3 separate regions of the Homo sapiens genome follow, and all the other regions are linked to region 3. A link is a loop called in an ENCODE intact Hi-C map of the cell type or tissue named here. Cell type or tissue: PC-3. All regions are shown on one strand.

Region 1 (2,500 bases), 63 kb after region 3:
ACCTTAATTTTACAAACAAGGAAACAAAGTCTCAGAGAGGTCAAATAACCTATGCAAGGACACATTCAGCAATTGAAAGAGTTGGTTTTCAGATTCAATAATGGCTTCTGGTTGTAGGAATATATAAATTGGACTGGGGGAGTCAGGGGATAAGTAAAATGTCACTTAGCTCCCTGTAATAAGCCTTGCAGTGCATTTCCTGGTGTGTAACGGGTATCATTTATCATTTGATCAAGATTCAGTCAATGACCTTGTTTGCATAAAGGAGATTTCAACCTAATTTCCTGAAAATCTGGTAGTTGCTTCTGCATAATCAAACAAAAAGGAGTATAGGAGTGAAAATCTTAAGTGTCCAATTTTTGGGAGACTGTTTTCAAACACGTTCCCAAACATAGTCCCGTACTTACCAAAACTGTCTTAAATTGTTGTTTAAAAATATTTTCACTTTAGAGAGGGATACTAGTTTTAACTGTTTTACTTTTAAAAATTAGAAACATCTGCCTTCTAAGCCAGGCTTTAAAAAAAGTTTTACTCTCTTATATCTGGCATAAAAGTTTTGAAAAATGAGACATTAGGACAGTGATCCTAGACTTTAAAACGTGAGAAATAATCTCACCCTGTGAGGAGGAATTGCAAGACTGAGAATGTGGAAGGGAAAGGATTGGATGGAAAGAATTTTGGATTTGGTACCAGAAGATGCAGGTTTATTTTTGTTTCCTGCTTAATCCAAACCTGAAACTGAGAATGATAATACCACATTTTCAGAGTTATTGTGTAATTTAAATGAAATAGTGTTACACAAAATATACTGTATAAAATGTAAATTTAGTAAAGCAAATGGCAGGCATTTATTGTTGCAACCGAATTACTAATGTTGAGGCTATATAAATAAATCTTCAATACAACTTTTATTTTTCATACTAATAATGCTTCTATCAATTTGAAGAGTCAAGAGAAGTAGCTGGTGAAAATAAGCATAGCTTGAAATATGAATTGTTAGTTGGCGAAGATGGGCCAAGACATCACACCTTCTCTTGGAGACAAAGACTAAATTACAAATTCTTCCACCTGGACTTTCAGTTGTGGGAGCTTCAAGTTTCAGAAGTAACTTCCAAGACCCACGAGAGGGAGCTCATGCACTTCTTAGGCACTACTGGTTAGCTTTTTAATATCTTATTCAAAACAGGCAGTAGTTTGGGAGGTGAGGTGTGATGAAGAAAATGGATTAAGGGAAATAAATTCCTTCAAGAAAAATCATTGGGGAATACAAAGTTAACTCCTTTAGTGTGGTTGAAAGTGTCTGAGAAAATTCTGGCTAGAATCCCTTTTAACCAGCTCCCTTAAAGGAAAAGTAACTGCTGCAATCATTTCCAGATTAATCTTTCTGGCTTAACACCCATTCCAAATATTCTCTTCTTAGAAAAGAGCATTGAGAGATGATTATCCACTAATGTCATCCAACTCCACTTAGCCCAGGCTGCTTTATGAGATAGCTAGGAATATCACAGTTTAGGCATTTGTGATCACAGTTGAATTCAGTTAATCATCCAGAGAGCAAGAGTAGAGTAGAGGTATATGCTTACACATTTAACAACATGCTTATTATCTGATGTAATTCTGTGGACTGTCAGAGATGAAGAAACCAGTTGTGTGTGTGTGTTTGTGTGTGTGTGTCTGACTGAACGTGTGTATGGTGGAGAATTGGGATGGGTAGAATGCAGCATGAAACAATGGCAGAGGGAGAGGTCCTCAGTTTTGATGTTATTCATTTTATGACGTGGCATACTTCTAAGGTCTACAAACATGATCCAAAAGGAGATGTCTAAAAAGAACAAACCCATCTGCATGTAAAGCAACATAGTCAATAGAAGAGACAAACTTTGGCTACTAGTATTTTATTATAAATATTATATTACAATTGAAAAGTAGGTACAATTATAAATCCAGTCAATGTATTGTAAGTATTAATTATTTCATGGAATGCTTATTTTCCAGAAAAGCTTTTTGTAAATTGAGTTGGTATCATATAAAATAGAATTTTCTCATTAAATTTTATAATAAAATTGAAAATGCATTTCAAAGTATACATTTTTGGCTCAATTCACATTGAAATTACTAAGGCAATATATCTTTTAAAAACAAATAGTTAAAGGAAAATAATGGTTGTTTTTCACCAACCATTAACAAGGACATATTTTGCTATTAGTAAATCAGTAATGAAACAAACCACAAAATGCCAAGTCATAGGGTTGAAGTTTGAATTAAATGAAATGCAATGAGTTCAAGTTTGTTACCAGGAGAGGGCAACTGGCTACCTCCCAAAGTGTCTACACAAAGGAGTATTCACTATTGCCTGTGAAATCAGAACCTGGGTTCATCAACCCTTTCAAAATGAATTAATCTTTCAGGGAATAATCAATATATTAATTAAACACAATGAGAAATATACCTTGAATTTTGAAATCAATATGACCAGTGAATTGTTTCATAATATGAAAAC
Region 2 (2,500 bases), 210 kb after region 3:
TCATCCTGGAGAGCAATCAGGAGGTGAAGAGAGTCCCAGGTCCTTATCATCCTCTGATCTGGAATCAGGAAATGAAAGTGAATGGGTCAAAGACTTGACTGCGACCAAGGCAAGCCTTCCGACAGTGTCCTCAAGACCAAGAGATCCTCTTGATATCCTTACTAAGATTTTCCCAAATTACAGGCGCAGCCGGCTAGAAGGCATTCTACGGTTCTGCAAAGGGGATGTGGTCCAAGCCATTGAACAGGTTTTAAATGGCAAAGAACACAAGCCAGACAACAGGAACCTAGCAAACTCAGAAGAACTGGAAAACACAGCCTTTCAGAGAGCTTCAAGTTTTAGTCTTGCTGGAATTGGTTTTGGAACTCTAGGTAATAAATCAGCTTTCTCTCCTCTTCAAACTACTTCTGCTTCTTATGGAGGTGATTCAAGTCTCTACGGCGTAAATCCTAGAGTAGGTATCAGTCCATTAAGGCTGGCATATTCTTCTGCAGGAAGAGGGTTATCTGGTTTTATGTCACCCTACCTAACACCTGGGTTAGTACCAACCTTACCTTTTCGGCCAGCTTTGGATTATGCCTTTTCAGGGATGATTAGAGATTCTTCCTACCTTTCCAGTAAAGACTCAATAACTTGTGGCAGACTGTACTTCAGACCAAATCAGGACAATCCGTAATGTATATGCCCATTCTCTCTTTCTGGAGTTTTTCCAGCATACAATACATGCACGTGCACACACATACACACACATCCATTAATATACTTCAGTAAGTATGTGAGTGGATTATGAGGTCTTAAAATGCTGGGTTTTTTTTTTTTCAAGCAATATAATAGGTCTTAGATCTGAAAACTCTTCATTAGGATTTATCAAGTGAAAGAAGTAAATCTGAACATTATATGTGCCTTGAATAAAGCTATTTCAGGAAATATTTAATGAATTTTCTCCCTAAATTATCATTTGTAAACATTTTTATTTTAAAACTAGTTTTTATTTTATTGAAAAGTGGAATTTTTAGTGATAAAATACATTTGTAAGTGTAAAGCAATACAGCATAATAGAATAGAATATAAACCGAAAGGAAGAACTGAACAATTAAGGCAATTCTAAATAATTACCATTTCAAAACTGTTTCTTCTATTCCTGGTTCATAGGAAAGAAAAAAGTTATTCAAAGTATTTTTAAAGCATTTGATTTGCAGATGGGTGATTCGTAATAAATAAAACATTTGAGCATTTTGAATTTATATTTCCTGAGTATTTTATTTTTCAATCTTAGCTTCCATGAGTGAAAACAAGTGCCATTAAAAAACATTTCTCTTTAAAGTTGACACTGTGTCTATGAAGTAAATTTTAGGAAATAAGACTGCGCCATCTCCTGGCCACTATCGCCAATTGCAACTGAGCTCTGTAGAGTATATGAATTAGAAACATTGATTCCGGAGAATAACCATTTTTTTTTCAAATAGTCATTTTGGATTATACTACATTAAAATTTCCATACTGTAAAGTGCACATCTACTGTGGATGAGAGTTGCAGTCTTTAAGTGTGCTTATGTCTGTATCTGGGGAAATATCCTTAAAAGTTTGGGACAAGAATATATGGCAGCCATTCTCAAAGGTAAGAATAATTTTATTCAGAAAACTAAAATAGCTGCTCAAATAAATATTTATTAACTGCAGATAGTTGATGCTTAATGCACTGAGGAGAGATATAAGATTTCCAAAGGGGAAAAACTGCCATGAAGTTTCAGAGGTATTCTTGCAATTTTAAAAATAATTTTTGTCCTCCCTCTGGCGCATTTGAAAACTATTTATTTCAGTCAGTGGAAAGTCCCTGAGGAAACTGCTTACAAAACAGTTTCTAGGACATTTTCTTTGTATGTCATCATTTTTCTTTTTTGAAGGACAGTAGCTTCATTGTTATTATTAGGAATAAATGGAAGCCCACTGGTGGTAAAAGATAGTTGATGAATTAGAGATTGTTTAAACTATTTAAGCAGCATGACTCACTAAAGATTTTTTAAATTATATGTATATACGTATGTGTGTATGCATCTATATGCACATATATAAGTCTATGTAGACATACATTAAACCCCTATAGGTTATATTATCATGGAGGCGTTTTTCATGAAGCCAGTAAGAATGTATTTCCAAGGAATATTTTGCCAGCAAATGTGATATTAAATTACTTCAGAGTATCTGATGCTGATTTAGGATGTAAATGTGTTTATTAGGTTATGCATTAATTTTAATGGTGTGAATATAAGAAAGCAGATCTTGAAAAATTTCGATGTACTCAATATTCATTTATTATAAAAAAGTTTTATATTCTAAGCCTAAACCGTAGTACAATGTCTAGCAAGTAGTTGAAATTCAATTCATATATACTGAGTAAGAAACTCTTATATATAATAGATCTCTTTGAGACTCTGATAAAACTGAAGAACTCTACAAAATGGCGTACAGACACACAGTTTTGCATACAATTTCACTGGGT
Region 3 (2,500 bases):
GGAAGGCAAGCCTGACTGGGTGGTCCATCATTCTGAGGGCCTTTGAGGATGGAAGGTTCATGAAAAACAGTAAGTGTAGTAGTTAAAAAGTATTAGAAATACACTGCTGCACTTACCAGCTGTGTGACTTTGGGTAAGTTGTTTAATCTCCCTGGGCCTCAATTTCAGTTTTCTCATTTGTAAGATGTAAATAATAATAGGCCTCTCTCATAGGGTTGTTGTGTTAATTAAAGGAGATTGATACATATAAAATGCTTAGGACATAAGCACTCAATATATATTAGCTTCTGTCCTCCTCTTCTTTCTCTTCTTCCTTTTTCTCTTCTTTTTCTCCCCTTCTTTTGGTTCTTTCTTTGTTTCCTGGTAGAAGGAATACAAGACTGTATCAGAAGATGCAAGAAACATCAGAAAGTAAACTCTGGCAGATACAAGAGATAATTCCTCTGGAACTGTGGTCTTTTGTCATACTTCTGTGTCTGCCCTGTCAATCACCCTCTGTCCTGGCAAAGAGGAGGCTGCGAGAACCATAGAGTTCTCCACTCTGAGACTCTTGGCCTCAAGTAACCACTGAGTCCTTGGTCACTTTAAGGTATACAGAGAAGTTCTGGCAGAAATTTTTCTCATACTAGGGCTGAAAGATGAAAGTGATTACCTCTGAGGCAGCTGGTTCTCTAGACTTCCCCACCGTAAATAAACTTCTGGTTGTAAGCATTAGTGAGCTTGCTCCACTATAGAACATGTATATGGAGAGAGAAGGGTGTCAGTTCCCATTTGTCCACAAATTGAGAATTTATGCATCTTTGGTGACTGCCTCCCATTTCAGTCCACAGCATTTAAACTCCAGCGAAAATAGATGCAACCGGTGATGTTGAGCTCACAATGTGCCAGGCACTGTTCTAAGTGCATTCTGTGTATTAATTTCGTTTATCCTTACAACTACCAAATGTGAGAGATACTATTATTATCCCAGTTTAACAAATGTGAAAACCAAATCACAGAGAAGTGAAATAGCAGAGTCAGGACTAGGCCCATCTGACTTCAGAACGTACCTCTGAACTATTGCCATCTCTCAGCGCCCCCTGCCGTATTCAGCTCTTCGAAGGCTCTCATTCTGTGCTTAAAAGCTATCACAAGATTGTTTATTCTGCAAGCTATGCTTTTTCTCTTTAATCTTCACTTGGACACCTATTATTACTAAAAATCATTTCAGTCAATAAGCACCTAATATATTCCATTTTATTTGATTCCTTATTTCTCTTCCCCACAATAATGTTATGTTTTATTTCCTGTCCTTAGTCCATTGTACATTGCCTGGTACAAAGGAGGTGCTCAGTAAGGTCTATGGAATGAAATAAAAAAATTATATATTGGGTTGAATATACAATTTATTCATTTTTGAATTCATTTTTTCAGAATACGATTGTATAGACAGGTCCAACTATAGAAGGTTGCCATAAACTTTGAAGTTTACAATAAATTTAAATGCGTTCACAGCTTCTAGTTAGGCAGAAGAGGCTAATAATTCTACAGGTGGTAGCTTGCTTTTCTAAGGAAAAGAAGAAACCAGCAGTACAATTATGCTGATTTCTGCCATTTAATGGTGTGTTTTTTGATTGTTTGACACTAGGTGGAGCCAAGAAGCCTTGCAGGGAAACTCCAAAGAAGCAGGAACTACTGTTACCAACCCTCTGATCGTACTCAAAATAATTTGAAGTTGTTTTTTTTTTTTTTTTTTTTAAAGATTGCAAACTGGTGCATTATTCGCATCAATTATTTAATTACATTCATTCTCCAGTGAATTATTTGCTCTACTGGTTACCTTATTATTTTTGAAGTGGAAAAGTTTTATACTTTATTTCTTTCAGTTTCCCAACACTTAGAAACAATTTTAAATATTTAAGTGAAATCTCTATTTGGTAGTTGAGACTCAAAACCCCAAATCTTTCTTCACCCTCCCACCCTCACCCTCCTTTCTTTTAAGTGCAATGTGGTTGCAGACGCCGAAGGTCTGGCATTCTGTGAAAAAAGGTCCTGGACTAGCAGTGAGGAAGTTTTCTTTTTCTTCTCTTTCCTTTTTCTTTTTTTGTTTTAAAAATAATTTTTGTACATTAAAACAGTGAATATCAGCAACTGCAATTGGTTCAACATAACCAATTTTACACTTACCAAGTTCACATGAAAGTCAAAAGCAGAATCATAACCATAATAGTTTTGACTCTGCTTTTGACTTTCCTTATGACTTTGGTAGGTCACCTGTCTTCTTGGGGTCTCATTTTCTTCATCCATTAAATGGAAGGAACAGGCACCAACTTGAAAGACACATTTTCATTTGAATTTTTCATAATTTTGGCCCCTGAATTATTCTGATCTGTGTCATTGACTGGTTCTTTATGCTTTTGTCCAGCATGTGTTTTTGAATTCTATAGATTTTGGCTAATTATGGACTATTACTAGATGTTCATTAATTACAGACTACTGGAGACCTGAAATGTGTCCTCTA

Evidence for each region. Hi-C counts contacts between places; a loop is a spot of excess contacts. Peaks named below come from ENCODE experiments on the same cell type or tissue, not always from the same donor. Only the 100,000 strongest peaks of a DNase experiment are listed, where the experiment ranks them.
Region 1: a loop joins it to region 3, with 6 times the contacts of the local background. A loop is called at or near these places in 2 of 110 quality-filtered maps.
Region 2: it touches region 3 in a loop (8-fold over the local background); 54 of 110 quality-filtered maps call a loop at or near these places.

Annotation. Positions count from the first base shown.
Region 1 is chr9:22,306,090-22,308,589 of GRCh38, forward strand. No RefSeq gene overlaps it. Among named protein-coding and RNA genes, the nearest start is that of DMRTA1, 140 kb to the right of the region's middle. In PC-3, CTCF peaks have their summits at 1,139 (motif pointing right) and 2,305 (motif pointing right); a DNase peak (open chromatin) is centred at 1,122.
Region 2 is chr9:22,451,236-22,453,735 of GRCh38, forward strand. DMRTA1 (DMRT like family A1) reads left to right here. Exons shown (of 2, transcript NM_022160.3): 2 at 1-2,500. The coding sequence ends at 676. Among named protein-coding and RNA genes, the nearest start is that of DMRTA1, 5.7 kb to the left of the region's middle. In PC-3, CTCF peaks have their summits at 1,373 (motif pointing left) and 1,575; no DNase peak of the experiment used is centred here.
Region 3 is chr9:22,243,236-22,245,735 of GRCh38, forward strand. No RefSeq gene overlaps it. Among named protein-coding and RNA genes, the nearest start is that of DMRTA1, 200 kb to the right of the region's middle. In PC-3, CTCF peaks have their summits at 1,092 (motif pointing left), 1,291 and 1,650 (motif pointing right); no DNase peak of the experiment used is centred here; H3K27ac peaks cover 1,335 bases.